Regions from separate parts of the Homo sapiens genome. Here region 2 is linked to region 1. The links are chromatin loops, found by intact Hi-C in ENCODE. Cell type or tissue: B cell. All regions are shown on one strand. Each heading gives the region's core, and the rest is flanking DNA. Links, peaks and the distances in the headings are about the cores only.

The links. A loop is a pair of places that touch in the nucleus more often than their neighbours do. Peaks named below come from ENCODE experiments on the same cell type or tissue, not always from the same donor. Only the 100,000 strongest peaks of a DNase experiment are listed, where the experiment ranks them.
Region 2: a loop joins it to region 1, with 2.0 times the contacts of the local background. A loop is called at or near these places in 5 of 110 quality-filtered maps.

What each region holds. Positions count from the first base shown.
Region 1 is chr4:153,242,511-153,254,478 of GRCh38, reverse strand. The region is part of intron 1 of TRIM2 (tripartite motif containing 2); the gene reads right to left. It overlaps LOC105377496 (a long non-coding RNA gene), which reads left to right and starts at 5,940. Exons shown (of 3, transcript XR_939360.4): 1 at 5,940-6,059; 2 at 7,431-7,665; 3 at 9,337-9,845. RefSeq lists an enhancer at 4,748-4,797. In B cell, for the core only: no CTCF peak of the experiment used is centred there; DNase peaks (open chromatin) are centred at 2,158 and 5,138; H3K4me3 peaks cover 1,575 bases; H3K27ac peaks cover 1,362 bases.
Region 2 is chr4:153,319,748-153,331,715 of GRCh38, reverse strand. TRIM2 (tripartite motif containing 2) reads right to left here. Exons shown (of 12, transcript NM_015271.5): 9 at 8,900-9,068; 10 at 7,568-7,638; 11 at 3,046-3,186. Among named protein-coding and RNA genes, the nearest start is that of MND1, 19 kb to the left of the region's middle. In B cell, for the core only: no CTCF peak of the experiment used is centred there; no DNase peak of the experiment used is centred there.

The DNA.
Region 1 (11,968 bases), core at 1,773-9,772:
TCTTGGGATTACAGCCACTGCACACCTTATTGACTTCTTGGAGCTGTCTTGCCTCTCCCCACTGTTTCCATCCAGCTGAATGGAGATTAGAGCTAAACTGCCATCAGCCAGTCTGACTATGATTTGTGCACTGGAGAAGTATACAGACAGTGCCTATGCATAAGAAGAGGATGTACGCTACTAAATTGGGATTGGCAGGAGCATGAGAGATAGCGATCCAGTATTTACTGACCCTGTATGATGTGCCAAGTTCAATCCAATGCACTTTATATACAGTCTGCCTATCCCTGCTCAAGAAAATTTATCCCAGAAAATGAACATCTTAGGATGGCATACAAAGTAATTTACAATCCGGCATCTGCTTCCTGATTATTTTCCACCTTCTGTCCTCCCTAGTCACACTCTGTTCATAAGACATTCTGTTACTGGAAAGCGGTCCCGATCCAGACCCCAAGAGAGGGTTCTTGGATCTCCTGCAAGAAGGAATTCAGGGCGAGTCCACAGTGCAAAGTAAAAGCAAGTTTATAAATAAAGTAAAGGAATAAAAGAATGGCCACTCCATAGACAGAGCAGCCCTGAGGGCTGCTGGTTCCCCATTTACATGGTTATTTCTTGATGATATGCTAAACAAGGGGTGGATTATTCATGCCTCCCCTTTCTCGAACATATAGGGTAACTTCCTGACATTGCCATGGCATTTGTAAACTGTCGCAGCGCTGGTGGGAGTGTAACAGTGAGGAGGACCAGAGGTCACTCTGGAGGCCATCTTGGTTTTGGTGGGTTTGGGCCGGCTCCTTTACTACAACCTGTTTTATCAGCAAGGTCTGTATGTTGTGCCGACGTCCTATCTCATCCTATGACTTAGAATGGCTTAACCATCTGGGAATGCAGCCCAGTAGGTTTCAGCCTCATTTTACCTGACTCCTATTCAAGATGGAGTTGCTCAGGTTCAAACACCTCTGACAGTTCCACATGTATTTTTTTAGCAGTGGCTCTCAGCCAAGGAATGGTACCAACCCCTCCCATGGGGTAGTAGGGTGTGCATTTGGAAATGTGAAGGGGCACTATGGCTGTCATACCCAGTGTGTGTGGGGGTGGGTAACTACTAACATTTAGTGCCTATGTGTAGGGATGCCAAACCTGCTCCAATGCTTGGGAGAGTACGTTAAAAGTACATCTGTCCCCACAACACTAATGTCAGTAGCATCTCCTTTGAGAAACACTAATCTCTAGGCTCACTTACCACTTGTTCTGCCAGGAACACTCTCAGCCTCTCCTGCCTCCTGCCCCTGGTTAACTTCTTGCGCTCCTTTAGAACTCAGCAAAGCCACCACTCACTTTAGGAAGGATTCTCTGAGTCTTCCTCTGATGCCCAGATCCTCCCACCCACAGTCTGGATTGAGTACCACTCCTGTGTACTCCACAGCATTCTTGCTAGAAACTGTTGAAGGTTCCATCTTTTACCTTTAATTCACTAACCCTTAGTGCAGTGCCTGTCACATACTAGGTGCCCAATAAGTAGATAGGGAATGATGAAAGTTCTATGAATGAACAAATGACATAATATGACATAAAGGTGAAAGTTCATCTCAGAATTAGTTGGATCAGAGACTGTTATGGATAGGCAATTCTTCATATCTGGTAGTTTATGATTTAGAAGGTACCTTCATAGGCCAGGAGTGGTGGCTTACGCCTGTAATCCCAGCACTTTGGGAGGCTGAAGTGGGTGGATCACAAGGTCAGGAGTTCAAGACAAGCCTGGCCAAGATAGTGAAACCCCGTCACTAATAAAACTACAAAAATTAGCTGGGTGCAGTGGCAGGTGCCTGTGATCCCAGCTACTCAGGAGGCTGAGGCAGGAGAATCTTGAACCTGGGCAGCAGAGGTTGCAGTGAGCCGAGATCATGCCACTGCACTCCAGCCTGGGTGACAGAGTGAGACTCCATCTCAGAAAAAAGAAAGTACCTTCATAGATTTTCTCTTTGATCCTCAAAGCTAACCCAGAAACGGGTAGAGCAGGCATTGTTATTTTAGTGGAAATTGAGATTTAGAAAGGTAAAGTGACCAGCCCAGGATGGAGTAACCATAATGTAATAGAGGTGAACTAGAGTCCAGGTCTTGTGGCTGGCACCGTTCCTCTTTCAGTATGTCACCTGCCCCAGGATGTGCAAGAACAGGAACAGTAATCAGGCAACTCCAGAGTAGAACAAAGCCAGCTAAGTAGAGAGGTGATGTGTTTCAGTGTGAGATAGATATAACCAACTAGAAGAGGCAAACAAATCAGGAGCTTATAAACGCTGCCTAATGCAATCATTTCATTTTCTGTGTCTCTGATTTCAACAAGCTTTATTGGGGTTGGAGGAGGCAGATAGGGAGAGATTAGTCAACAGATATAAAGCTACAGTTAGATAGAAGGAATAAGTTCTGGTGTTCTATTGTACAGTAGAGTGACTACAGTTAACAATAATGTATCGTAGATTTCATTTTTTAACTTGTATTTTTTGAGACAGGGTGTCACCCTGTTGCCCAAGCTGGAGTGGGAGTGCAGTGGCGTGACTGCTGCTCGACCTCCTGGGCTCAAGCAATCCTCCCACCTTAGTCTCCCCAGTAGCTGGGACTACAGGCGTGTACCACCATGCTAAGTTAATTTTTTGTATTTTTTTATGGAGACAGGGTTTTGCCATGCTGCCCAGGCTGGTCTAGAACTCCTGGGCTCAAGTGATATGCCCATCTCAGCTTCCCAAAGTGTTGAAATTACAGGCATGAGCCACTGCACCTGGCCTGCATATTTCAAAATAGCTAGAAGAGAGAATTTTGAATGTTCTCACTACAAAGAAATAATAAAGGTATGAGGTGATGCATATGCTAAGTACCCTGATTTAATTATTACACAATGTGCATCCATATGGAAACATCACACTGTACCTCATTAACATGTCAAGTAGAAAAAAATTTTAAAGATATAAAGAAAAACAAACATAAAAACTTTATGAAAAGTATTGCCCAATGGTTTTATGAAAGAAGATGGTAAGAAGTAATTATTTCCAGCCTTCAGTTCAGTCATGAGCAACTGGAGAGGAAGTATTGTTATGATGGATTTCACAGTTCAGCACTCCAGGTGTGGCCCTCAAAGCCAAGCTCCTTCTGGACAGTCCAGACTCTCTGTAGTCAGTTTGATTGAGTGGTTTGGTTTGGACCCCAAGAGGCCGAGCCCCTTCCTCTCTACTGGCAGTAGCCCTGGTGAGGCCTCCTATGTTTAGGGGTTGGGATCATTCATTAGTGGCTGTGGGGGAGGTTTTAAGGACAAACAGGACTGTCAGGAAGTAATGGTGAATGAAGCAGAAAGGACTTTCTCTTAAGCATCCTTAAAAGAGAAAAGGTGCAAGTTGGCCTTAACCTATTGGGGTTATGTGGATAGGAGTAGATTAATTGGGAACCAGCTGACCCAGTTCCAACCCAAGAATTCACACCAGAAGTGGCCTGGCCTTCAGATGACCCTTTAATGTTATACATTGCACAAGTGATTGTGTGCCAGGTGGTATACAAGGCACTGGTGACAAAAAAATAAATGACACAAACAGAACCTCTCAAAATCACTCCTGGGGACTGAGTTATCTGCCTTCAGCTCAGAGTCTCAAGGATCAGGATAGCCCTTTGCAGCCGGGCTGTATTTGCAGTAAAGGTGACCCAGGTCAAGCACCCCTGACTCCCTGCCCAGTATGTTTCCCACAGGGAGCTGCCCCAAACTGAAGACATATCCAGGTGGGATCTGCCCAGCACAGAGCAGAGCAAGACCATCACTTTGCTTGCTCCAGGCTCTATCCTTCTATTAATTACCTCTGAGGTCCTGGCACTTTTCTCATATTGACTCATATTGGACATAAATTCATGCCCAGCAACCCTATCCAAGGAGGAATTTTGGTTGGTCTGGTATCATTTATTCTTATGGAACTCAGGATGCTTTTTTTTCTAGGTACTAACAAACCATCCCATTAATATTCCTTCTCTAGCATTACTCTTGATAGGGAGTTCTGTAGTTTTGTAGAAAAGACTGAAGTAGGCCTGGTGTGGTGGCTCACGCCTGTAATCCCAGCACTTTTGGAGGCCAAGGTGGGCAGATCCCTTGAGATCAGGCGCTCGAGACCAGCCTGGTCAACATGGCAAAACCCCGTCACTACTAAAAATACATAAATTAGCCAGGCATGGTGGCGCGTGCCTGTAGTCCCAGCTACTTGGGAGGCTGAGGCAGGAGAATCACTTGAACCCAAGAAGCTGAGGTTGTAGTAAGCTGAGATGGGGCCTCTGTACTCCAGTCTGGGTGACAGAGTGAGGCCCTGTCTTTAAAAAAGAAAAGAAAAGAAAAAAAAAAAGACAAGCAAAACACAAGGCTCTGCCATGCACTGATTATTAAATGCCCAAGTAATAACATGTCTACTCCTTCATTATTCTTTGTCCTGCTCTGACTGTAACAAAAAGCAAAAGCACGCAAACACAAAGCTCTTTTGTTTCGCCCATTGCTTGGCCTCGAGAATTCAAAGTTGACTCTATCTATCTTGAGTATACCCGGAATGTAATCTCCCGGTGCTAACTATGGGTTCCTGATTGCATCCGTGTCCACATCGATGTGCACATCGGTATCAAGTATTGTTTTTCTCTTAAGCAGAGCTCCATTACCACACTTCTCATTTTAACAATTAAATTCAAGGCGGTGTCAAGTTCCTGCTTGCCTCACCAGTTTACCTTGTTTAATTAATGCAGTGGTTTTGACTACAGGGCTGGGATTTAAGAGTTCGGGAGTCTCCGTGGGCGACTGAGCTGGTGGAGGCTGAACAGAGGCCCCCAGGGCCGGGGCGGGAGCAGGGAGGTGGCCGAGGCGGGAGCAGGGAGGTGGCCGAGGCGGACGCGCTGCTAATAATGCCTGCCTCTTCCACACATGCTTTCCTCTCGGTCCCAGATAGTGGATTACTTTTAGACCAACATGTAATTCAGAGAGAACCTCGCAAATGTTCCTCTCTACTGACCAAATCACCCGACCTCTACGATTCCATCCTGCGGTCATAACCACCGACCTGGGGAAATCTCAGACAGCCCCGGCCACGCATGCCAGGCGGAGCCCTAGGGGCTTTCACCCCGCAGGCTCTGCCGGGGCCCGGGCTCCATAGCAACAGGCCCCGCCCCGAGGCGGGAGCCGAGCTGCGCTCAGGCGGAAGAAAAGAAGGCGGGTCCCCTCCACCCAGATGGCGATTGCGCGCCGGTATTCCGAACCTCTGTCTTTCCCCCACCCCCTCTAGGTTTCCTTTTCTAACCTTTTTGTCTCACCAGGAAATAGAACCACTTTGTAAAAGAACTGATTCAAGTGGTGGCGATGTGGGGAAGAGGAGGGAGTAAGGCCCGCGGTGACAGCATTAAAAGCTGGGAGCCCTGGGGATCGCCCCCGCCTGGCCCTCCAGCAACAGGAGTTCTCCCGACTGTGGCCTTTTCCCGTGTCCGGGGTCCACAGCTCTTTGCCTGCTAACCCTGGAGGGTTCTAAGCCGATGCGCCCATGCTGGGGGTGGGACTTTCTCCGAGTAACATGCTTGGGTTTCCATGCTTTGAAACCTGGAGGTGACACTGAAGTAGGAGCCTGGGCACCTTGGCAGAGGGAGCTAATCAGAGGACAGGGGAATCTGACACCATCCTCAGAAGGCTGCCCCTCCAACATGTTACCAGAAGAGTATTTTCCTAAGCAACCTGCCTGGCACTACAACTCAGGGTCACTTTCATCCACGATTAGAATCCTATGATGAAAGTCAGAATGCATCTGCGATTAAGGCACGGGCTCTGGAGACATATCTGGATTTGCTTTATCTGCAGGTTGCTCCTTGCCTGTCTGTTAGCTCGTTTGTAAAATGCTACCTCCTAATGCCATTGTGATGATTAAATGATCCAGTGTGTCACTGTCAGCCCCATGCCTAACACACAGTAAGTCTCAGGTGCGGTAGTGGAGAAGAGGATGGGCTCTAGAGCCAAGAATGGGTTTGGATCCTGGCTCTGCCACTTACAAGTTGTATAACCCTGGGTAAGTAATTTAACCTGTATTCCTCAATTACCTCAAGTGTACGGGGGATGACAAGGGTACTGACTACATAGCGTTGTTAGGAGAAGGAAATGGTTTGTTTAGTCTATGTAAAGAACCTGATCTAGGCCGGGTGCGGTGGCTCACGCCTGTAATCTCAGCACTTTGGGAGGCTGAGACAGGTGGATCACCTGAGCTCAGGAGTTCAAGACTAGCCTGGCCAACATGGTGAAACCCTGTCTCTATTAAAAGTATAAAAATTAGCCGGGCATGGTGGCAGGCGCCTGTAATCCCAGCTATTCAGGAGGCTGAAGCACAAGAATCGCTTGAATCCCAGAGGCGGACGCGCCAGTGAGCAGAGACTGTGTCACCGCACTCCAGCCTGGGGGACAGAGCGAGACTCCATCTCAAAAAAAAAAAAAAAAAACACATGATCCAATGCCTGATGCATCATAAGCAGTCAGAACATAAATTATTACTATCATTATTATGGCCACTACTAGATTTATGAGTTCCTTTAGAAATGACTGATAATTCACTTTTTTTACTCCTGGAGCTGGGCTCATTTAAGGATTCAGTAAGCATTTGTGGGGTTTTTTTGGGCATATGAATAGTTTAATAAAACACTACACTTCATCACCTTTTCATAAGCCAAATAAAATACATCAATAAATGATAGCGAGCAGAATCATGCAAAATCAGAAGAGATATGCCTATACAGTTTTTTTTTTTTTTTTTTTTTTTTGAGACAGAGTCTCACTCTGTTTCCCAGGCTGGAGTGTGGTGGCGCTATCTCAGCTCACAGCAACCTCAGCCTCCTGGGTGCAAGCAATTCTCCTGCCTCAGCCTCCTGAGTAGCTGGGATTACAGGCATGTGCCACCATGTCCAGCTAATTTTTTTGTATTTTTAGTAGAGACGGGGTTTTGGCATGTTGGCCAGGCTGATCTCAAACTCCTGACCTTAAATGATCTGCCTGCCTCGGCCTCCCGAAGTGCTGGGACTACAGGCGTGAGTGACCGCGCCTGGTGCCTAAACACTTTTATCACACCAGGCTGGACACAGCCTCCCTCTGCATCCTCACCCACTTAGCACTGGTGTCTCCCTGCTGTTTTTGACACAGCTGAGAGGCTGCAGTGCTACTTTGTTACTCTTGCTGAGGTCTCACACTAACTCTAGTCCCAGGCCAGTCCCAGGAAGGAAGAGAGTCTGTTCATGCCTACCTGCCACTGGTTCTCATGAGAAAGAAACCTGGACTTTTGTGCTGGTCAGCGGCCTGTGGAAATGAGTCCTCAGTGGCCAGCATCTCTCCCTTAGAGCCAGCAGCCTTCTTAAAAAGATCAGAAGAGAAATGATTCCTTTTGGTCCCCTTCCAGCGTCAGTTTTGCCCTTTGATGTAAGTCATCGTCTCTGGACATGAGAACGGGAGGCCTCACTTCCACATCCTCCTCCAAATGAATGCACTCTAAACAAACATTGATGCGCCTCTCAAGGTTGGCATTGCATCTGGACCAGTGCCAGGAAGCCACAAGGCCACCAGAGGCAGAGGGGAAGAGCAAGGGCGGAAGAATAGAAGTCAAGCAGCAGCAGATGGAATGTGTGCACGGTCAGGTGAGGCCTGACCCGAGGGTGTTGTGAGCCCTTGGTCAGGGTGAGCCCAGTGCCAAGCAGAGCCATCCATGACCTTAGGGCCAATGCTAGGCACCCTGACTCTTCCTTGATAATGTCTCTCATCCTCTATTCTTCCTCCCCCTTTCTCCCACCCTCTTTCCTACTCCCTATCCACTTCATTCAACAGATTTTTAACTTAGCTTCTACTATGTGCTAGGCACTGTGTTAGGAGCCACAGATAGTCACTATCCTTAAGGAATGTACACATTCTCATAACAGAGACAGATACTAAATCTCAAATAATAAACTAAATTAAATTACTTGAAATAGAAGTTAATTAAGCTTCAGACAATTAACAATTTTTATCTGTGGCCTCTACTTCAGACCCACCTAGGAAATACAGGCATGTTGGTGTTCTGTGGTGGATAAGAATCCAGGCTCTGGAATCAGACAAATGTGGGTACAAATCCCAGCTCTGATACTGCCCAACAGTGTGATTTTGGCCAAATTACACCACCTCTCTTACCCTCCTTTTCTTCATCTGTAAAAAGTAAAAGAGATACTTTTTACTTTTTAAAAGAGATACTTTTTATAGGGTTGTTATGAGGATTAAACAATGCCCAAAAGATGCTTAGCACGTTGCCTGGCACATAGGAAGACTCAAAATATGTGAACTATTGTTGCTGTTTAATTATACAAGCAAAGAGGTCAGCAAACCTTTTCTGTAAAGGGCCAGTATAGCAAACACTTTATTGACTTGTGAGTCAATACAGTATCCGTTGCAACTGCCCAATTTTATTGTAGTGTTAGAGCAGCCATTAACAGTAGGTAAAGGGGCTGGGTGTGGTGCCTCATGCCTGTAATCCCAGCACTTTCAGAGGCTGAGGCAGGCAGATTGCTTGAGCTCAGAAAATTGAGACCAGCCTGGGCAACATGGCAAAACCCTGTCTCTACAAAAAATACAAAGAAACTAGCCGTGCATGGTGGTGCACACCTGTAGTCCCAAATACTTGGGAGGCTGAGGTGGGAGGATCGCTTGAACCCGGGAGGAGAGGTTGCAGTGAGCTGTGATTGCACCATGCACTGCCATCCTAAGCAACAAAGACAGACCCTGTCTCAAAATAAATAAGTATATAAACAAACAAATAAATAACAGTTGTTAAAGGAATGATTATAACTGTGTTCAATAAAATTATATTTATAAACACTGAAACTTGAAATAATTTTCTCATGTCACAGAATATTATTTTTCTGTTGGTTTTTTCCAAATTATTTAAACACATAAAAACCATCATTAGCTCACTGGTTGTACAAAAACAGGCCGTGGGCCAGATTTGGCTCACAGGCCATAGTTTGCCCGCCCCTGCTCAAGCCTAACAAAATGGCTGACACACCTTTAGTAGATTTTGCTTCAGAGGAAAATCCAGTTGGTGGGTCTGTAATACCCTAACTCACTGTCTGGACATTAAGACACAACCTGGTCTGACTAACAACATTATAAACCAACCCAAGGATAGCAAAAACCTCGTAAATGAAAAACAATACCTACAGTTTACTTGTGCATAAGCCAAGATAAGTAAGTAAACAGAACTTACCATTGGCTTGTGCAGAAGATAAGAAATGGAAAAGATAATCAGTTCCTTAGACGCATGATCACCCTGTGTTTTGTAGGTGGAGGCAAGCTGCTCCTGACTGGTGCAAGAACTGACTGTGTGTGTACTTTGCTTCTCAGTGCTGTGCACAGACACGTGCAGCAAGAACCATCTCAGAGGGTCACAAGCCCCCTAGATTTTACCCACAGAAGATGGTAGAAAAAAGAACCTGTGATGAATGAAGAAAGCTGGGGAAAATGAGGGAAGGCAGGAGGAACCTGCCAGAAACAGGCCAAGTCCCACCAACATGGAAATCAGATCACAAATGATTTAGCTGTAAAACAGGTATCCCAAGTTATGCCATGTAATTCCCAATTCCATTCTTTCCTTTCCTTCTCCCTTTCCCTCTTAAGTATCTGTGGATAGAAACAGGATGTTATGTTTTACTTTCTCCTGCAATGTAGGAAGATATTTATTCTCTAGTTCATATCCAATTATTTGCAGGCCAGAAATTCTTTCTCTAATAATATTAAAATATGTACCTGTTCCAAAGACACTGCAATTAATAAAGTTGTTTCCCTCAACCCAGAGGAAATGCAAAGCTTTCTTATAAATCCATTCCAAGAATCAAATTTTTGTACATCTTCAAAAAACTATGTGTTGCTAGGTGCAGTGGTACACACCAGTAATCTCAGCTACTTTGGAGACTGAGGCAGGAGGATTGCTTGAGCCCAGGAGTTCAAGATCAGCTCGGGCAACATAGTGAGGCCTCCTCTCTAATTAAAAGAAGAAGAAGAAGAAGAAGAAGAAGAAGAAGAAGAAGAAGAAGAAGAAGAAGAAGAAGAAGAAGAAGAAGAAGAAGAAGAGGAAGAAGAAGAAGAAGAAGAAGAAGAAGAAGAAGAGGAGGAGGAGGAGGAGGAGGAGGAGGAGGAGGAGGAGGAGGAGGAGGAGGAGGAGGAGGAGGAGGAAAGAAGAGGAAGGAGAAGAGAAGAAGGAGGAGAAGAGGAAGGAGAAGGAAAAGGAGGAGAAGAAGAAGGAGGAGAAGAAGAAGAAGAAGAAGAAGAAGAACAAGAAGAACAAGAAGAAGAAGAAGAAGAAGATGGCAGTGGCACAGTAGCTCATGTGTGTAATCCCAGCACTTTGGGAGGCTGAGGCAAGAGTATTGCTTGAAGCTAGGATTTCCAGACTAGCCTGGGCAACATAGGGAGACCCCATTTCTACAAAAAAATTTAGAAATTAGCAGGAAGTGATGGCGCATGCCTGTGGTCCCAGCTACTTGGGAGGCTGAGGCAGGAGGGTCACTTGAGCCCGGGAGGTTGAGGCTGCAGCAAGCAGTGATTGTGCCACTGCTCTCTCTCCAGTCTGGGCAATAGAATGAGAGATCCTGTCTCAAGGGGGGGGGGAAAAAAAAAAAGGAGGGGGAGGAGGAAGGAGAATAAGAAACCACATATTATCCATGCCTAGCCATTTTTACTAGATAAAGAATTTGCTTATCTAGCCTGATTGACATGTTGAACTGTCCTCAAGGTCAGATGTCACAATAATACCCTCTGACTTAGTAAGGGCTCTCCTCTGGGAAGAACATGGCCCAGGTACAGATGTCTCCATCCTTAATAGTTTGAGTCATAGATAACAGCTGGCTGCCTATCAGGTTGCCACTTGGTTTTAACTACTATCTGCTGAAGAAAGAAAGCAAGTCTATTACCTGAGACTTCTGTCAAAAGCAAAAAGTGAGGATCTGGGATCTAGCAAGGATGTAACTGCATCCAGTGCTCCCCATCCCTAGCCATGAAGAAGCAAAGCCCACAGTCAAGGAACCTGGCACTGCTCTTCGTCTTTGCCCTGCCACATGGCACAGCACTGGTACTCTCTCAACGAAAAGAGTCACCCCTTCATGTGGATCTTCAGTTTTAAACCCAACAACCTGAATCAAGGGCATAAACTCCATCACCTTCTCTATCACTTTCCAATTGTGTGGGGGGCTTCAGTTCAGTTTGGCGGTACTGATAGGAAGCTTGGGGGCTCCACCCTAGCCTCAGGCCTACCTCCTAGTCCACTTCCCTCCTTGCCTTGGCAGGGCCTCTCCACCAGTAATGAAGCAGGAAGGCAGAAGACTGTCATCCTTTCATAGAATCAGAGGTGTGTTTGAAGTTGGAAAGGACCTTGGAGGTGACAGAGTCCTGTGGTTTTAAAGCCATGAAATCCTTTCTCTAGAGAGCTGCCCGGGCCCTGGGGCCCCTGCCAACATGCTCACCTCCCACTCATGCTGCCTCCACCCCCGCCCATCTCTTCAGGACACCTGGTGCTCAGTGGAGATATCCAGTTTGATCACCATTGTATAGACAAAGAAACAGAGAGCTGGGGAGGTGATTTGATCCCAGCCCCCACCATGCCTTACAACCTGCAAGTGGCAAAGCCATTCGCAGATCTCAGGCCTAACTCCGAGTGCCTGCTGCTCTCCATCTGCCCCAGCGTCCTCTCTTTACAGGCAGACCCAGGGAGCTGGAGGTCTGTGCAGGCTGCCTGAGTTTCTTTACAATTTCAGTAGTTCTGTCGAGCCTGTTCCACAACAGACACAAATGGGAATACAACAAGCAAAGGTCTTGCTAAGTGAGACTAGAAAACGATGCTGAGGAATAGCAAATAGCTCTCATGCTGCAGCTGGTCTGCTTGAAGAGTTAATGGTTAAGAGTTTATAAATATGCAAACAC
Region 2 (11,968 bases), core at 2,687-10,686, 76 kb before region 1:
GGGTAGAGTGATTCCTCTCAATTTATTCTTCTTTTTCAAAATTGTTTTAGCTATTTCCTTTGCCTTGCCATATAAATTTTAAAATAAGATTTATATCTGCAAAAAATCCTGCTGAGATTTTGTGTTAAACCTGTATATTAATTTGAAGACAACTGACATCATTGTTGAGTCTTGCAATCCATGAACACAGTTGTTTCTCCATTTACTTAGAACTTCTTTGATTTCTTTTGCCAGCATTTTATAGTTTTCAGCATACAAATATTGAATATGTTTTGTTATAATATCTAAGTATATATTTTTTCAGTGATTCTAAATGGTATTGTGTTTTTAATTTTGGTTTTCACTGTTAGTTGCTAGTTTATAAAAATATAATTTTTTTTTGTTTTTTCTTAAGAGACAGGGTCTTGCTCTGTCACCCAGGCTGGAGTGCAGTAGCACAATCATAGCTCACTGCAATCTCCAACTCCCAGACTTAAGGAATCCTCATGCCTCAGCCTCCTGAGTGGCTGAGCCTATAGACATGTGCCACCATGTCTGGCTAATCTTTGTATTCTTTTGTAGAGATAGTGTCGTCCTGTGTTGCCCAGGCTAGTCTCAAACTCCTGGCCTCAAGCAATCTTCCCACCTTGGCCTCCTAAAGTGCTGGCGTTACATGCATGAGCCACCGTGCCTGACCATAATTGATTTTTGTATGTTGATCTTATATTCTGCAATCTTGCTGAACTCACCTATTCTAGGAACTGTTTTTATAGATTCTTTGGGATTTTCTATGTAAACATCATGTTATCTGCAAACAGGGAGAGTGGTTAATTTCTTCCACTCTAATTTGTAAGCTTTTTATTTCCTTTCTACCTTTTGTGCTGGCTAGAACTTCTAGTATTATATTGAACAAGAATGGTGAGACATCCTTGCAGACATCCTTGCTCTATAGGGAATGCATTCAGTCTTTTACTATGAAGTATGGTGTTAGCTATGGTTTTCATAGATGTTGTTTATCAAGTTGAGAGAGTCTTAGTTTTCTGAGAGTTTTGTCATGAATGGGTATTAAATTTTGTCAAATGATTTTTCAGTGTCAATTGATATGATCATATAGTTTTTCTTCTTTAGAATTTTACTATGGTGGATTATTACATTGACTGATTTTCTTTATTTTTATTTTTATTTTTTAAAGGGCAGCCTCCCAAGCCAGAGTAGCTCAGAGACTCCCTGATTTTCTAATACTAAACCAGTCTTGCATTCCTGGAATAAACTCCACTTGGTCATGGAGCAATTTTTACATATTGCTGAATTATATTTGTTAATATATCTTTAAGAATTTTTACACACAGGAGGAATATGGTCTGTAGCTTTCTTTTTTGTACTGTCTTAGCCTGGTTTTGGTATCAGGGCTTCAAAAGCTGATTGGAAAATGAGTTGGGAAGTATTCTCTTATCTTCTATTTTCTGGAAGAAATTGTATACAATTGTTACTAAATTCTTTAAACATTTGGAAGAATTCCATGGTGAAATCATCTCCATCTAGACATTTCTTTTTGGTGTTTTAAAATTATGAATTAAATTTTCTTAATAGTTATAGGGCTATTCAAATTATTTCATACGGGAGTTGTGGAGTTGGTATTTTTTGAGGAGTTGTCTATTTCATCTAAGTTGTCAAACTTGTGTATGTAGAGTTGTTCACAGAATTCCCTTATTATCCTTTTGATGTCTACAGAACATGTATTAATATTAGTATTTTGTGTCTTTTCTCTTATTTCCTTTGTCAGTCTTGCTAGGGTTTTGTTGGTTTTACTATCTTTTCAAAGAGCCAGTTTGCTATTTCATGGATTTTCCCTATTGCTTTTCTGTTTTGAATTTCATTTCTTTTTTTTTTTTAATTTTTTGAGACAGAGTCTCCTTCTGTTGCCCAGGCTGGAGTGCAATGATGTGATCTTGGCTCACTGAAGCCTCTTCCTCCTGGGTTCAAGCGATTCTCCTGCTTCAGCCTCCTGAGTAGCTGGGCTTGCAGGCGCCTGCCACCACACCTGGCAAATTTTTTGTATTTTTAGTAGAGATGGGGTTACACCGTGTTGGCCGAGCTTGTCTCGAACTCCTGACCTCAAGTGATCTGCCTGCCTTGGCCTCCCAAAGTGCTGGGATTAAAGGCATGAGCCACAGCGCCCAGCCTTTAATTTCGGCCTTGCTTCCTTCTGCTTGTTTGGGGTTTGCTCTTTTCTTTCTAGCTTCTTGAGATGGCAGCTTAGACCATTGATTTAAAATGTTTCCTCTTTTCTAATAGAAGCATTTAGCGTATTAATTTCCCTCTCAGCATTGTTTTTGCTAAATTCCACAAATTTTGATACGTTCTATTTGCATTTTCATTCAGTCCAATATATTTTACAATTTTCCTTGAGACTCCCTCTTTGACTCAAGGGTCATTTAGCACAATAGTGTTTTAAAATTCATAAAACAAAACACATGGGATTGTAAAAAACCATATTAAAATATAGCTATTGAAATATTACTAAATTATGATAGAGCAATATGTGTGTGCTTCTAAAAATTAGCACATTAAATAATAAGAAATAGTAATGGGTCTAATAATTACTGTAATTTTGAAGTAGTGATGAGAATAAGTGACAATTCAAGATTTTTGCAACAATATGATATGAAAATTTCTGTGATTTTTCTTGGTGACAAAGTCATAGGCATTACTAAAATTACTATGATTGTTGCTTATATTCATGATTAAGGGAAATGATAATTTTCAGCCAGAGGTTCATAAATATAATAATGTAGTATTTTTATTCAATGGCCCCCTTGAATTCTATCTTCAGACCCTTTGTGGGGGTCTGTGGGGTCCATATTAAAACCCCAATTTAGAGGGTTTCAGTCTGGTAACATTTTTTCTACTCCATCTTGCTGAGTTTGGTCCTTCTGGTGAGAGTATCTATGGTTCTATGTCCTAACCAATGGAAAAGAGAAAACATTCCAGTTTGGGGGACAGCAAATTCTTCACTTTTAACAAATACCAAACACTCTAACCATATACATTAGCACATTGATCTACCTGGATCCTGCTGTTTCCCCAGTCGGCCACAATGATGTTTCCATTTGAATCCACTGCTACACCTGTTGGAGCATTAAACTGCCCATTTCCTTCTCCATTTGAGCCAAACTTCAACATGAATTCTCCTTCCTGATTAAACACCTGTATGAAATATTTTTAAATTATTTTGTTTTACATCAAAATACTTGAACCAACATGATGGATTAAAAAAATATCTATTTGAGCAGGTTATTTATAACAAGACTTATCATTTAAGACATTCTAAAAAAAGAAAATGAAATCTACAAGACAGACTGCATATCATTGTGGTTCCCCAAATTACTGTATAAATCTGATTTATCATTTGTTAAATCATCACTTTTTTTGGCTTATATCTGGTTATTAAATCCTTATGTGAATGATACCTTTGTTATAAAATACTGTACAAGTAAGTATGAGTAAGAAGTGCTATAATTTTCAATAATATTATTCTTCCCACCTTTAAAGAAATTGCTAATTTCAAGAATGGGCATTATATTTATATTTCTAACAGGATGGATGACCATTAAAAGTTGGATCAGAGAGTAGGAGTTTTTTGTTATGCCAGATGCTCAGAATTTATTATCATTTTACTACATCAACATAACTAGAAAGAGTAGGCTGGACTCCATACTTAGAATGGGAGAAATTCATTGCATGTGTGTGTGCACATGTGTGGTAGCAGCAGGTGAGAAATAAGAGAAGGGCTTTTTTATTTACCCTCAGAAGATATTTTAGTTCGAGAGTTTATATGATCCTAAGGCTTTGATGAATATAAAAGTAGTTTCTATTACTCTATTTTCTATTACTCTTTTATCTCTCAGTAGAGAGACGGGAAGCTGTTAGAAGTAGGGGGCTAAACAGAACTCTTAAGCAAATTCTCTAACATCTGATATGGTCAAGCAGTGGAGTGCTGTGGTTAATTACATATTCTTATTAATAGAGTGCTACTAAATATGTATCAATACAGATCACTGATTTTGAAAAAAGTAAATGTTAATGTTTAATGATAACACTATAGTAAGCATAATTGTATCTTGATGATTCAGATGATACCTAATGGTTTTGAAATGTCTCCAGGACATTATTTTTAACTTCCATTGTCATGATGCCTAGATGCATAGAAATATTCATTGACAAATCTGAAAGTATTATGTAAAAGGCACTTTGAGAGTAAGGTTTCCTCAAATGTAGAACTGAAAGAGCTCACTATATTTGAGTACAGATCTTCATTTGGGGATGATCTCAAGACCTTTTAGAGAGCCACCTGTTGTCATCTCTGATTACAGAAGATCAAAATGACCATTACTTTTAGGTAAGTACCTTGGGAAAGTAGGACACTTCCATCTCTACAGGCTAAACTCACATTACGATAAAAAAGAAAGAGTCATGGCTACTTCCTGAATTCATTACGTACTTGCCAAGAAAGCAAGCCACCTTTGTGGTTCTTTAGAAAGGACCAGGGCAAGAACAACCAGCTTTTACTAAGATGCCATATTTAAATTTTTTTTCTGACTCTTTTTGTCTCCTTTTACATAACACATTGTAGTTTTAAAGACCAGTGGGAACATGTTTATGCTGGACACAATTTATTATTCTCTATTTTTTTCCCTTACTAAGCCCTACAAATAGTCATTTTGTTTATCTTTCTTTCTTTTTTTTTTTTTTTTTTTGAGATGGAGTCTTATTCTGTCACCCAGGCTGGAATGCAGTGGCACAATCTTGGCTCACCGCAACCTCCACTTCCTGGTTCAAGCAATTCTCCTGCCTCAACCTCCTGAGGGCCTGGGGTTACAGGCGCCCACCACCACGCCCGGCTAATTTTTGTATTTTTACTGGAGACGAGGTTTCGCCCTGTTGGCTAGGCGGGTCTCGAACTCCTGACCTCAGGTGAGCTGTCCGCCTTGGCGTCCCAGAGTGCTGGGATTACAGGCGTGAGCCACTGCGCCCAGCCTTGTTTATCTTTCTGAGTCAATATGTTTTCCTGGGCATAATCCAAATGACTCAAGTAGTTTTGCTTCATTTTGGGATAATGAAGGATGCCAAATCTAGTCTTACTTGTTTTGTGATGAAAAGAAAATATATTCTGCAGATAGCTAAGAAGCTAACTAGACCCCTTGTTAGCACTGACCTATAGATATGCATTTTACACTTATCAACAGAGAAGTGACCTGAATTCAGAACTATTGCTAACTGCCCAGCATTACATGGGGAAGAAAAACCCAAGTATTCCATAAAACTTATTTGGCAATAGTTGTCAAAAAGAAGAGAAACAACAACGAAAGGCTATGGTTTTTTAAAACAAGAAGAAAATTGAGTTTAAATAAATAGCTAAAATAATCTACTTCTACCATGCTGAAAACTTGAAGAGTTTTCAGAATATTAAGAATTATAAATGTTTCATATTTTCTATTTTTCCCGACTAAAATGCCATTTAATTACTTAAAAATTATTCACATGAAAACAAATTAAGAGGCAGAAGTATCAGCTTAAATAGTTTTTACAGCTTTGCTTTTTACAATAAATATTTAAAGCAAGTTTTTTAAAAAAATCACCTTGATGATAGCCCTTTCCTGATTTCAAAATTCTGCTCATGTCAAATACCATCTCCACTTGGAAGTCTCCTCTGATCATCTTAATTAAGGAAATCTTCTCTTTTCTTTTGGAAAGTTAGGAAACTTTATATGTACCTATTTTATGAAACTATTTAGTGCTACCTGCCTTGCATTTTGGCTACTTACATATGTTTTAATTCTTTCTACAGTGTCAGCCAGGACTGGTAAATAGGAGCCGTCCCACATACCAATGCCAGTTGATTCTTAGAGGTTGCCTGGAGCACTGGACAGGAAAGGCTCTGAGATCACAGTTGCGCTTAGTAGAAAAGAGCCACTTGATTAATTATGACTGTCTTTCAGCTGGGAGTGGGCAGAACCTATGCAAGCATTTGCTGGCCTTTGTACTATTAGGATCTCATATGGGTTTCCTTCTTGCTGAATGCCCTGTAGTTATATGAATGATTCCTCTACAAAGTGAGTGAGAGTAGGAAGTATGAGAACAACCTGTGTTATCCTTTGACAGTTGTGCTCATTCTCCAGCACTGTTATAACTCTTGGGGAGGCAGTCCCCAGCCCGGTTACTGCTGCCTCTTTGCTCTCTACTTCCGTCCTTCTTTGGCTACCAACTTTTTCCACTATCCTATTCCTTTTACCAAGACACTTCCCATGGACAGTAGTTTCAGCAGAGAATGCAGATTATCTGCATTTGAGTGTAGGGGGGACCTATGCCACCATGTGAGCATCTCTGGAGAGACAATATGGCAGGGAGCAGTTTCAGAAAAAAGCAACGGTGGGCACCCTGTTCCCTTATCCTGACCCCATTTCCGCAGCCCACTGTGCGCTACTGTCTGCACAGGGACTTGGCACCCATCAAAAAGATCCAAGCCCTCTCCATTTACTCAGGTTAGAGGCTCTCCAGGATGCAGAAAGGACATCACAGAGAGTACCTTTGGGTGTTAAAAAACCTACCCCTTATCTAGCTATCGCAGTCATTAGCACTGATAAGTCATTATTAATTTTGGTTGCTCAGTCATTGTTTCTAAGTGCAAACTTTACTCACTGGCATACCATCCTCTGCTGTTTCCTTATCATTTTTCCTTTAAAATGACTCACCTTTTAAAATTTAGATTAATGTATTTAAAAGAAAAACTTTATTATGTCTGTAAGTGCAAAACAGCATCACTTGATGTAAACAAAAGGTAGCCCTAAAATAAATGCATAACTTAAAATAAAAATATCCACCAGTGTACTGCCTATGGCCACGGATCATACCTTCAGTGGAACATGCATCACACCTTGAGAAGCCTGATCTAGGATATTACTAAATATTTCCTCATCATTTCAGTAAGTGAGTAATGTGTTTTGAACCATTTTATTATTTCCTGATTTTCTCATAATAAAGTTCAATTCTCTCTCCCCTGGTACCTAGTAAGAAAGATATACTATAGGTCACTGTTTTCTAAAGAACACCAAATGTGTGAAAGCATTCTAAGAAGTATAAAATATACTGTATGAATGTATGCTAGGATTATCCCCCTCCCCATGCTGTCTGTTGTTGTAACAGAGTCGAACATCTAATTTTTTTTTTAACAAAAAGATGCGGAAAATTGAAAAAGTGATTTTAATTTATTGACTAGCCACAAAACATTAAGCTTCAGAAAGTTCTGCCTCTAAGTTCAACGAATTGCTTTTTAAAATTTAATTTTCAAGTCCTCTTCATTTGCACCAGTTTCAAATTAAGCAACTTATTGCCACCACATTTTATTCAATTTCCTGACTTTCCAAGGTCTGTAAGTCCAAGTTAAAACCGGCATCTTTGAGCAGAACAAAGTCTACTCTGCTGGTTAACTCCCTTTGGTGCCATATGTAAGTATTGCATTATTTTCTCGCAGACCAATTTCTCCATAAAAGCAGTTAAAAGTTAACAACAACTCATGTGCTTGTAGTACCTTGACAGAATGATTATGGAAATCTGTAATAATAATCTCATTATTGCTATTTACAGCTGCAAAATGGGGACCTGCAATAAAGATGGAAAAAAATATGTGATGACTACAACAAAAGTGATTACATATAGCAGTTACTGTAACAAACAAACTTAATATATTAACTTAGTTATTTAAGAAAGTACAAAGAATCATAGACTCAGTCTTTGAAAGATCATTCAGCCAGACCTCCAGTTGCAGATAACATGGATCCTATATTATTCTCTACTTGCGCCAGTCTATTCTGACTCTTTCTCAAGCAGGCTGGGAGTTCTAGCAGCCCTAATGAAGTGGGAGGAGCAGTAAGCATCAGAATTCATTCTCCGTGCCACCATCTAAAAGTCACATCTGCCAGCTTCCCTGAGTATCTGTTAGTCATTTTAGAGCCCTCAGCTCCCACCAAGGAAAGACGTGGCAACTCAGCATTGGAAAAGAGACTCCAATATGTAATTTTTAAAAATTGATTAGCTGGACATGGTGGCACATGCCTGTAGTCCCAGCTACTTGGAGGGCTGAGGCAGGAGGATCACTTGAACCCAGGAGGTCGAGGCTGCAGTGAGCTGAGATCACGCCACTGCACTCCAGCCTGGGTGACAGAGCGAGACCCTGTCTCAAAAACAAAACAAAACAAAACAAAACAACAGAAAACCCACACTATAATTCTGGGTGACATTCAGAAACTTGGCAGAACTGGAGACAAAGCATAAACAAATATTATGCAAATTAATACTAAGTGCCAAAAGCATCCTTTCAAAAAGAAAATTAATAAGCTATTTTCAGCCTCTTCTTGCAAATGCAAAAACCTAAATAAGCTTGTGATTGCAAAGTGCTACACCAAAGAGACGTAAAACAGACTGCCCTCCTTAAACCTAGCAAATATTCTAGACTCCTGTTCTCTTACAATAACCTAGAAAGGTGAAAAAAAATTCTCATTCAGTGGCTTTTTAAGCAAAGTTACAGCTAGGCTGAAACAGTAGTTATTCCTTGTTTTTCAAATATTTTTATTTTAAAATTTATACCTTATTTAATATGAATATTTCAAAGCTAGACTTCTGAGTTGTGAACTGCCACCGATAAAAACCACACAAGGACTGCAGCTCAACTTACTGCCGGGTGGGTGGCGGTGACTAAGGCTCAAGCAACGAAACATGCTTTTGCTTAGATTTTATCCCCAGCATCTTTCCCAAAGCCAGCAAACACACTAGGGATGCGGTGTCTTCAACATGCTCCAACATCATGCAAATGTGAGCAGAAGAAGCATAAAAAAGGGGGTTTACATATTACCATCGAGTGTACCTGCAAACTGCCTGTCCCCATTTCCTCGGCTACCAAACCTGGTGACTATTTTCCCGTTTGGCTGGAAGATAAACACGCAGCACGCCTTGTTGTCCACAACAATAATGTGCCCATTGCGGTCCACAGAAACTCCTTTGGGTCCCATCAGCTTTCCTGATCCAATTTTTGTCTGTTTGAAACAAGTACAGAAATAGAAGTACAGTATAGAGTCAAAGTTTAAACCACTACAGAACATGAAGATAAACACTGTTTTGGTCAACATTTACCTGAAGGTTCAAACGGGTACACAGCTACTCATATATCACAATGAACTTCTGTCTTGGAAAACTGGCTTTGTCACATCCATTATCTGCTGCTGATATCTATATAAATCCTTATTCTTTTATTTATTTATTTATTTATTTTTGAGACGAAGTCTCATTCTGTTGTCCCAGCTGGAGTGCAGTGGTGCAATCTCGGCTCACTGCAACCTCCACCTCCTGGGTTCATGCAATTCTCCTGCCTCAGCCTCCTGAATAGCTGGGACTACAGGCGTGCACCACCATGCCTGGCTAATTTTTTTTGTATTTTTAGTAGAGACAGGGTTTCACTTTGTTGGCCAGGCTCGTCTTGAACTCCTGACCTTGTGATCCACCCACCTCGACCTCCCAAAGTGCTGGGATTACAGGCATGAGCCCTCGTGCCCAGCCCTTAAAATCCTTATTCTTAAAAGAGATCACCACCAAAAATAGTCTAGGATCCCCTAAACTGGGGTCACAGTTCCCTGCTGAAGAGGCGGTGTGATCTGGTGAAAGATCACTGGATTATGACTCAGAAGAATGACCTACTTCCATTGCTTGCTTTAAACACACCTGGAATAGCACAGATGGATTTCATTTCCTTAAACTTCAGATTCCTTATACATTAAAAAATGTCCAAAAAATGACAACTCGACAACTCCTAATGGCATTTTTGGAAGATGTATTAAGTAAAATAAGGTAGGTAAAGGGTTTACTGTAGAGTGTAGCACACAGCAAGCAGTCACTGTAGGGAAGCCATCACTGTCATTGTTATAGATCATAATATCAAAATTGCCTGGCATCTAGCATTAAACTTTACGAGAATTAAGTTCTCCTTGGGCGGGAGTCACATCTGTTTTATTCACCATTGTGTACTCAGGGGCAACACACTTCTTGGTGCATAATAAATATTCAATGAATATCTATTGGATACATTAATTTTAAAAGTCTAGCATTATTATAGGGCAATCATAATGATTAAATGGCTCCACTTTTTATCATATTTTAAAATAGGGGAAAAGCATTTGATTTCTATCAATCATATACCGTATTTTAAATTTTATTCCTGTTCTTGAGTAGACTGTGGTGTGTATTTAAATGTCTATTTGCCATGAGATACAGGTCTTGTACCTTTACTTTTCTTTCTATAGCTTAATTTTCTAGACTACGTATAAAGAAGTGCTTCACTCATTCACTTATTTATTTCCTAATTCTACAAACACTGCCCAAGCACCCACTATGTGCCTGACGGTATTCTAGGCACATGGCAAACAAACACAAATAAGACGTAGCTCTTGCCCTCAAGTATGTCTCAGTCACATTGCAGGGACAAACATGTCTACTGTATCTCTTTAAAGAGTGTGGTATTGAGTCTTCATTTTAATATACTTGGGAGAATTCAATTAGGCCATCTCAGAATGCATGTGAAGTGAAAACTTGATGACGCCACAGCAGACAAGGAAGGCGAAGGACCACCCCAGGTGAGGAAACAGCAGGAAGGAATGTATGTTAAGTCAGGGAAACTATAAGAACCACAGTTCTCCCTGGCACCCAGGCTTGACGTGTTGGAGGGAAGCAGATCTATGTGTTTTTATGAAAGAACTCTTCGCCGGGCGCGGTGGCTCACACCTGTAATCCCAGCACTTTGGGAGGCCGAGGTGGGTGGATAACTTGAGGTCAGGAGTTCGAGACCAGTTGGCCAAGGTGGTGAAACCCCATCTCTACTAAAAATACAAAAATTAGCTGGGTGTGGTGGTGGGTGCCTATAATTCCAGCTACTCAGGAGGCTGAGGCAGGAGAATCACTTGAACCTGGGAGATGAAGGTTGCAGTTAGCCAAGGTCGCGCCACCTCACTCCAGCCTGGGTGACAGAGCGAGACTCTGTCTCGAAAACAACAACAACAACAAAAACTCTCAGACATGCTATTAAACAAATTAAGGTAAGGAACAATGAGTGTAGTCTGAGTCCACATGTGTTATATGTGTGCATGTATGTACATAGACTTCTGGAAGGAAAAGTGAGAAATCAGCGTCTATATCTTAGAAAACCCAAAAAGTTATATTCTCATAGGTTATGCTTTAGCCTTCTTATTTTATCTCTCTATATTAGTGCTGTCTGATAGAAATATAATGTGAACCACATATGTATTTTTAAATTTTCTAGTAGCAGGATGGGACTTTGCATGATGGGGACTTTAGACTTTATATGCTCCTTTTATTCTTCTAAGTTTATAAATGATGAAGATTCAGATTTCATCTCTTTAGAGCAAAGGAACACAATTACTTAGGAAAGAAACAGTGGTTTTCTTGGCAAGAGGAACTGCTGTGTAAATTTGATTCTGATTCTCCAATCTAGCCCAAAGATCAAAGAGGCTATAACACAATGGTGGGTAAAGAAATGGCATTTGTTGTTTCATGTCTAAATGGAGGGTAAGTCAGCAGAGATCAAAAGGGAGAGAAGGCACTTCGATGATTAAAACAAGAATGTCATTACTACCTAACATTATGAACACTTGTAGTTGCTTAGATGACTCAACCAAATAATATCAAATGGATAATTATCTAGAATAAAAAGAGAAAATAAAGGGTTACTTCCATTCTATCATGTAGTGACAACTAGGGCAGATCTGAAAGAATAACTTAAACATTGAACCAAAATTTCTTTACACTTCCCTTCATCACTCCTAGTTTAGCTGCACTGGATTCAACCAAGTGAAAGGTAAGAATCCCTGCATTTCCCTGATTGTGTCAACCCCATCTTAAACAGAATAGTAAACAACAAAAAATATAT